Regions from separate parts of the Homo sapiens genome. Here region 2 is linked to region 1. Evidence: chromatin contacts called from ENCODE Hi-C or POLR2A ChIA-PET data. All regions are on one chromosome and are shown on one strand. The core of a region is the stretch at or near the end of the contact, and the rest is flanking DNA. Distances in the headings are between cores, read along the strand shown. Region 1 overlaps SLC8A1-AS1 (SLC8A1 antisense RNA 1). Region 2 overlaps SLC8A1 (solute carrier family 8 member A1).

Region 1 (3,346 bases), core at 773-3,272:
TCCTTCTACATCTCCCCTTTCCTTTTGTATCAAGAATGGGCTCCTATGTCTTCACTGGCTCTTTAGGCTAGTATTGTTCTCAATGGTCTGTTTTCTTTTTTCTTTCTTTTCCTTCCTTTCTTTTCTTTCTTTCCTTTCTTTTCTTTTCTTTTTTTTTTCTTTCTTTTCTTTTCTTTCTTGACAGAGTCTTACTCTGTTGTCCAGGCTGGAGTACAGGGGTGCAATCTCGGCTCACTGGAACCTCCACCTCCTGGGTTCAAGTGATTTTCCTGCCTCAGCCTCCCGAGTAGCTGGGACTACAGGTGTCTGCCACCATGCCTTACTAATTTTTGTATTTTTAGTAGAGATGGGGTTTCACCATGTTGGCCAGGCTAGTCTCAAACTTCTGACCTCAGGTAATCTGCTCACCACAGCCTCCCAAAATGCTGGGATTACAGGAGTGAGCCAGTGCACCTGGCCTCATTGGTCTGTTTTCATAAATTGTTAAATTTTTTAGTATATTCTCTGTTCTTAATCATCCTTCTAAGAAGCAGCAAAACAAATTTCTCTCCTTTTCATTTTATAACAAGTAGGTAATGATCTTTTGGAGCTTGATAATACCCTTGAAGATCTCATGCTCTCCCACAACTTCCTTAAGGAAATAGTTCTAGATATGTATAGTTCCCTTTCTAAAAGGCATTCTGTAGAATAAAGTTATATATGATATATAAAACACCCTCTTCAAAAGTTTTCAAGTTACGTGATTGAGATAATTATGGCAGAAATACCAAATCCCATTTCATTTTTCTCTTCTTGGGTTTTTGGAAGACAACATCCTCTAGCGTTCCTTGCAGTTAGGTTGTGGCCATGTGACTGGTCTGCAATGAGCCATGAGCAGAAATGAAAAAGTGTCATTTTTAGGCTGAAGGATTTGAAAACCAGTGTGCAGCTCTCCAGCATTCTCTGTGTACCACAGCAACTGCAGAAGCTGTGTGTTAAGATATTTGTGTTCCAAAATGGAAGCAACCTGGACCACAGAGCATTTTCTCTAGAGAGTTCCCTGACTGAATTTAACTCCTATTGGCAGAGAAATAAACCGCTGTTATTTTAGGGCACTAAGGGTTGGGTGTTATAGGAAGTTATCAAGTAACTTCTGCATAGCCAAATTGATGGTTAAGCTTTATCCTGATTAATATGACCAACTCTCAGATCAGACTTACTGGGTTCCATTGCATGCCCTACCTCTTTCTAGCTGATCTTAGAAAAATTACTAAATCTTCTTAAGGCTCAGTTTCCTCGTCCTTACAATAGTACCTTACTCACAGAGTGATGAGGAGACAGGAAATATGAGGTGCTTAAAATAATATCTAGTACAAGATAAGTGTTCAAAAAGCATTAGCTTTTTGATGATAATTATGATGCATTATGATGACTAAATTCTAAAACAAAGCTATTGGTGTAAGCATATAAATACTCCTAAACAATTTCAATGTCCATATTTTTGTTTGTATTTAGAACTAATTATTCTTCTAAAGCAATAGCATTAGGAAAGTTATTGTTCAGTCAATATGTTTATTTTACTGAGGGGCAGTCATCAGATGTATGAGCATTAGTTTCTCACATTTGTTATCACATAATTGCATATAGTACTGTTTTATAAATATTTTAATCTTTTGCAATCATGGTTACATCTCTTTCATTCCTAAACCAGGTTATTTTTACCCTTTTTTCTCTCATAGTGTGATTTGTCTTGTCATCAACTCATCTTTCTATAAGTAGATGGCCGTCATGCCTTCTTCTTGTCAGTACATGTGGCAGTGACTTCCAGACATCCCTGATTCTGCTCACCTACCTTTGCTTATGCTGTTGTAAAGGTGGTGGGGAGGGTAGACGAGAGGTTGAGGGAGGAAAGGGACAAGATCCTTTCATGGCTTAATGCCTAGGTGGCTGGAAGTTTGGGTGTGACCTCACCAATGCGAAGGAACCCCGAGCTAGTTTTGTGCCTGCAGCGTGTGGGTGTGCAGTATGGAGAGTGAGATTTCAGGGTCAGCACAGAGCAGCATTTGTCACGTGCATTTGTGGTGCTGGCAGGACATTAAGATGGAGACATCCTGTGGCTTTTTAGAAATACAGAAGTTGAATTTTAGAAACAGTTTGCGCCTGTCTTTGGTAATTACTTTAGAAGAGAAGTTACAAGCAGAGGGATTGAGGCACAACAAAAAAGACTCCTTCACTTAAGGTATGGAGGAAGGAAAGGGAAGCAGTTAAGAGTATAAAGAGGAGGACCGTGGAAAGAAGATATTGCTCTGCAAGTCAAAAAGTAACAGTTGCATAGAGAGTAGCTGGCACATAATAGACACTAAGTAATTATTAAATGAATGAATGGAAGGGCATTGGACTATGCTAAATAGTACAGGCCATTCAAGGAGAATGCAGACTCATTCCTGACTCTATTTCACATCTTTTTTGTATTATTTGTTAATCTTATTTCTTGTTTTGTTTAGTATCCACTCCTCCACCTCAGTTTTATTTTACCTTGCTGGCTAAACTCATTTTGGAACAAAATAAAATATTGAGAAACAAAAGTATTTTTTTCAAGGTGACTATAAATTAGCATGATTTTAAAAACTAAGGAGTGAGTATATTTTCTGTTCTCATTGCACCAGGAGATTTCTGCCCCAAAGAACTTTATTATTAGGCTCTGAGTAAGCACATTGCCATAAGGACTTTACCCCTGATGCTTCTAGATGGCATCATCATTATAACAATAGATTTTCAGCTGTAAAATATTTCCGTGTAATTTCTATCCCAATGAATAGTAAAATATAGGCACGTAAGGGCCTATATGTAATGCCATGTTAAGAAAAGATTAGATAACAAATGATAATAGTGGTGACTTGTAAGTATGCATATATGTATACATATTAAATATACATGCAGTTATAAATCTTTATATAGAACATTTCTGAGGGAACCAAGGAGATGTGACTACTTGTTAATTCCTTGACAATTTTCCTTCCTAGATATTGAAGAAGTTGGAATTTTGGTTTTTGGTTTTGGCACTGTCGATCCCAATCTTTCCTTACTCTCCACTCTACAAGCTGTCTCTCCTGATTTTCCTTCAACTGAACATCGAGGACCTTGTCTTCAACCAAGCCTGCAGGGCTTAGCCATGTCCACGTGCTGCTGCACACAGGTGGTGGCTCTCTCCTGGGCTGCCAGCCTTTAGCCATCTATCTCCAGCTAGGGGTGCCGTGCATTTTGCAGCCGGGAGCCAATTACTCTTTCTGAAGCCTGTCTGTTCTTTTGGCAGCCAGACACAGAAGTGGAGTGAATTGGTAGTGAGCATGGGAACAGAGAAGGAGAA
Region 2 (3,390 bases), core at 471-2,970, 62 kb after region 1:
TGTATAATTTTTTGATAAGACATTTCAAATTACAACATATCTCAGGCAGCATGCAGGAAGAGTCATTTATTGTATGTTTGTTAGGACACACCTTGCAACAAGCTTCCAGTTTTTGGTAGTTAGATCAAGAATATAGAAACCATTGAAATGATAGTATGGTTGAAATCAGCAGTTGTGTTTACTGGCTGAGAGCATTTCTGGTAAAAATAAAACTCTGAAATCATTCATTAACAAAATGCACAGTGATCATAAACTCAATTCTTTAAAAATTGTTTTTCACAATTCTCATTTATTGGTGATATGGCAGCTGCAGGAAGTCTGAATTCTGAGAGTTGGTTGTACATAACCTCAGGAATTTATTCTTCTGTGGGCTTACATGATTACGACAGAGATGCTTACCCTTTGAAATCACATATAACGATGGTGCTATACAAACATCACAAATATTTGGTGTCTGAGTCTTAACAAATATTATGTTTTTTTTTAATCACAAAGAGACTAGATTAACAGGCAGTGTAAATCACATATATCTTAAGATTTTAAAAATACATTTTATACAATAGGTTTCTAATTTCTTCACTAGCATTTTATTTTGGTGTGTTTTGTCTTCATACTTATAGTCCTAAAGGAAACTATGAATCTCTGGCTCATGCCATGAAAGTCAGTAAGATTGATATTTCCCCACAGGAATATGGCTGAGTGTACATTGAATCACAGAGTCAACAAAGTAACATCTAATTTACAACAGATTACTTTTAAAATTCAAATAAAATCTAATTATTTTAAAAGACATCAGTTTGAACAAAATTATAGGAGTCAAAATTTTTATTTACAAAACATTTGAGTATATTTGAAATGGCTAGTTCTTGCTAACTGCACAACTTAAATATTCTTGGTGCACATAGTCTGTCAACCTTCTGTACAACATTGTTAGACTGCTCAGTTAACTTACATGGAATGGTTAGGTAGGTGGGAAAATTATATGGCAATTTTCATCCATTCAAAGTGCTTGAAAGGGAATGTTTTGATGCTTTTCATATTAGAGAAGATCTGTCATTAATGTTGGTGCCTTTAATTTGAAAAGATTAGCTAAAATTTCCAAAATGTAATTTAGTGCAGTATAAGAATTATAGGAAAGATTGATAAATTTATCATCAAATGCTGGAATTCTAATCTAGCATTATGCAGTTGATCCAAGTCATTGTACCTCTCATTTACAAGGCTTCTGTGTACTACATTGGCTTAAAAAATATTTTCCTTGGTCCTTAGAAATACAAAATATTCATTTTCAAAAGTTAGAGAATGTTAGGGTGTTTCTTACAATCACATTCATAATAAAAGAAGATAATCTACATTTTACAGATCATTAAACAATGGTCTTTGGCAGAAGACTTTATAAATACCTCCACTTTTAACGTTTCGTTTAGGCCATTTTCCTTTTTAATGATATCAGGTATATGGTCACGTGTTCACTAAGAGTAGTTAATAGGAAAATACCACAGATATAAAAATATTTGTTTAGTGCATTTTTTTGAACCTTCAATTCAGAGTGAATCAACTCATTAATACTAGAGAAGATACTTTATGCAAGCATTTCTAACAGTGTTGCTTAAGATCATAATTTCAACAATATGGTCAGCAAAGAGAGTATGTATACCTCTATTCCCCCACAAAATTTTATCACTGAAACACACTGAAAGAATGTGCTGGAATCTTTTTCATTATAATACATTGTGTTTCCCACAAAATGAGTAATATATGATGCATATACCATTATGTGTGTGTGTCTGTGCGTGCACTCGAACGGCAAGTCGTGGAGATTACATTCATTGGCAGCAAAGAATAGAAACGGAAAAATTCAGTTAAGTATTACTGATAAACCACCACTAAGGAATTTCAAAGTGTAGTGAAGTTATTTAGAAATAACCGTAGACATGGGAACAAACTTTAGGATCAACTACGGGAATATTAGGATTTCTTACTTCATTTTTCAAGGTAACATCTTTTTCTCTGCATTTTTGCCTCCCTTCTACCTGCCCCCTGTCAGTCTTTGAAGGTCATTTGTGATGGGTCCTTCAAACTGTGAATACAGAATATGAATAGGCTATTCTTCCCTTTTTTGCCCTGTATAGGAAATTCATGATCACCTCTTAGGGAGACAAGGTTTCTGGCATTATGATATGCCACCCTTTTCTTTATGGATTGACTATTGTGCTTGCTCGGTATGAGTTCAGTTTACTATCAAAATTGTCCACCAAGTTATTCAGTGGGAAACACAATTGCCATCAGTAACCATCAAAGGCAAGAGAAGTCCTAGATTCATTTCCTACCTGAATCCTCCCTTCTGGCCTGCCCCTCTGAGAACACTCCAAAGGCACAGACCAGTGTTCTGTGCACGTACACAGTATGTACAATATGCTAGTTCCTTTCTTTGCCCTTGTCCAGGAAGTTACCAATGTCTCCTCGGTGTGAGCTTCCTACTGTCTGTAAAAATTAATAGATGGAACCCAGGCAAGTCCTGTTGTAATAACAGTTGTGCCAACAATTATTATTATGGCTTATTGGAAGAGTGTTGAATTGTACCACTGACCTACGAAAACCACCACAAAGGACACTGAAAGGCAAAGCTGTTGTGGGATAAGAAACAATTTGCTGTTATCTTCTAATATCAAGACCTTTTTAATGGACCACACACATAAGGGTCTTGACAATATGTAACTTTTTTTCTTAAGCTAAGAGAAAATTTTAATTTAGGCTTGTTTCAAGATTTCAAGGCTTGAGCCAATACAGAAACCATGGACTGTAGACAAAGGCAAGTCCCCACTGTAATTTAGCCTTGAGCTTAAGAGTTTCTGTTAAAAAAAGAGAGAAAGAGAAAACAAGAAATCAACCACTATGGACGGCAAAAGTTGGGAATGAGGTCAAGGCTCCTCATTGTTTGAAATAGTCTGAGTGAAACCCTGTCAGTCTGATCCAGCTCCTTCCCCTGCAAAGATGTATTTCCCGTCACGAAGTGGCCAGAAGTGGGTGATTGTTCTAAGTACCTTGTTGGTGAGGCTTTAACTTTGATTAAAAAATAGGGTGTGCAAATGAAGATGTACACAATGGTGGAAACACAGGAAGGAGTGACTGTGATTTCGTTAGAGCTATTTGGTAATCAGGTGTGAGTGAGAGGAATGGGACAATGGGGAAAAGAGCCGATGAGAAAATGTCCTCAGCGACAGACAATGGACACTCAAATGCTGAAGCTATGACCAGCAACAGGGGAGGGTCACAGATTTTAAAGCACACGGAACACAGTATCATACTTCAGTTATTCTAATTCCTGAAAAAGAGCTACCATTCCAAAATATCTGACAAGTTTGGTTTCTCCTAAGGGAGGCCTGGAGT

The links. A loop is a pair of places that touch in the nucleus more often than their neighbours do. ChIA-PET counts read pairs that join two places held with the same protein, here RNA polymerase II (POLR2A). Pooled maps may share reads with other maps.
Region 2: a map of IMR-90 shows a loop between it and region 1 (4-fold over the local background). The contact joins two enhancer-like sites. A Hi-C loop is called at or near these places in 3 of 168 maps with a recorded cell type or tissue (IMR-90, mammary epithelial cell and sciatic nerve) and 2 of 50 pooled maps. POLR2A ChIA-PET finds 5 or more read pairs at or near these places in 5 of 52 experiments (AG04449, AG04450, IMR-90 and 2 more).

Annotation. Positions count from the first base shown.
Region 1 is chr2:40,035,434-40,038,779 of GRCh38, forward strand. The region is part of intron 2 of SLC8A1-AS1 (SLC8A1 antisense RNA 1); the gene reads left to right. Among named protein-coding and RNA genes, the nearest start is that of SLC8A1-AS1, 120 kb to the left of the region's middle. Within about 2 kb of position 2,023, at least 2 of the 41 ENCODE cell types and tissues checked have a DNase peak (open chromatin) inside an H3K27ac peak, as active enhancers do.
Region 2 is chr2:40,097,516-40,100,905 of GRCh38, forward strand. It overlaps SLC8A1 (solute carrier family 8 member A1), which reads right to left. Exons shown (of 11, transcript NM_021097.5): 11 at 1-3,390. The region is part of intron 2 of SLC8A1-AS1 (SLC8A1 antisense RNA 1); the gene reads left to right. Among named protein-coding and RNA genes, the nearest start is that of SLC8A1-AS1, 180 kb to the left of the region's middle. Within about 2 kb of position 1,721, at least 2 of the 41 ENCODE cell types and tissues checked have a DNase peak (open chromatin) inside an H3K27ac peak, as active enhancers do.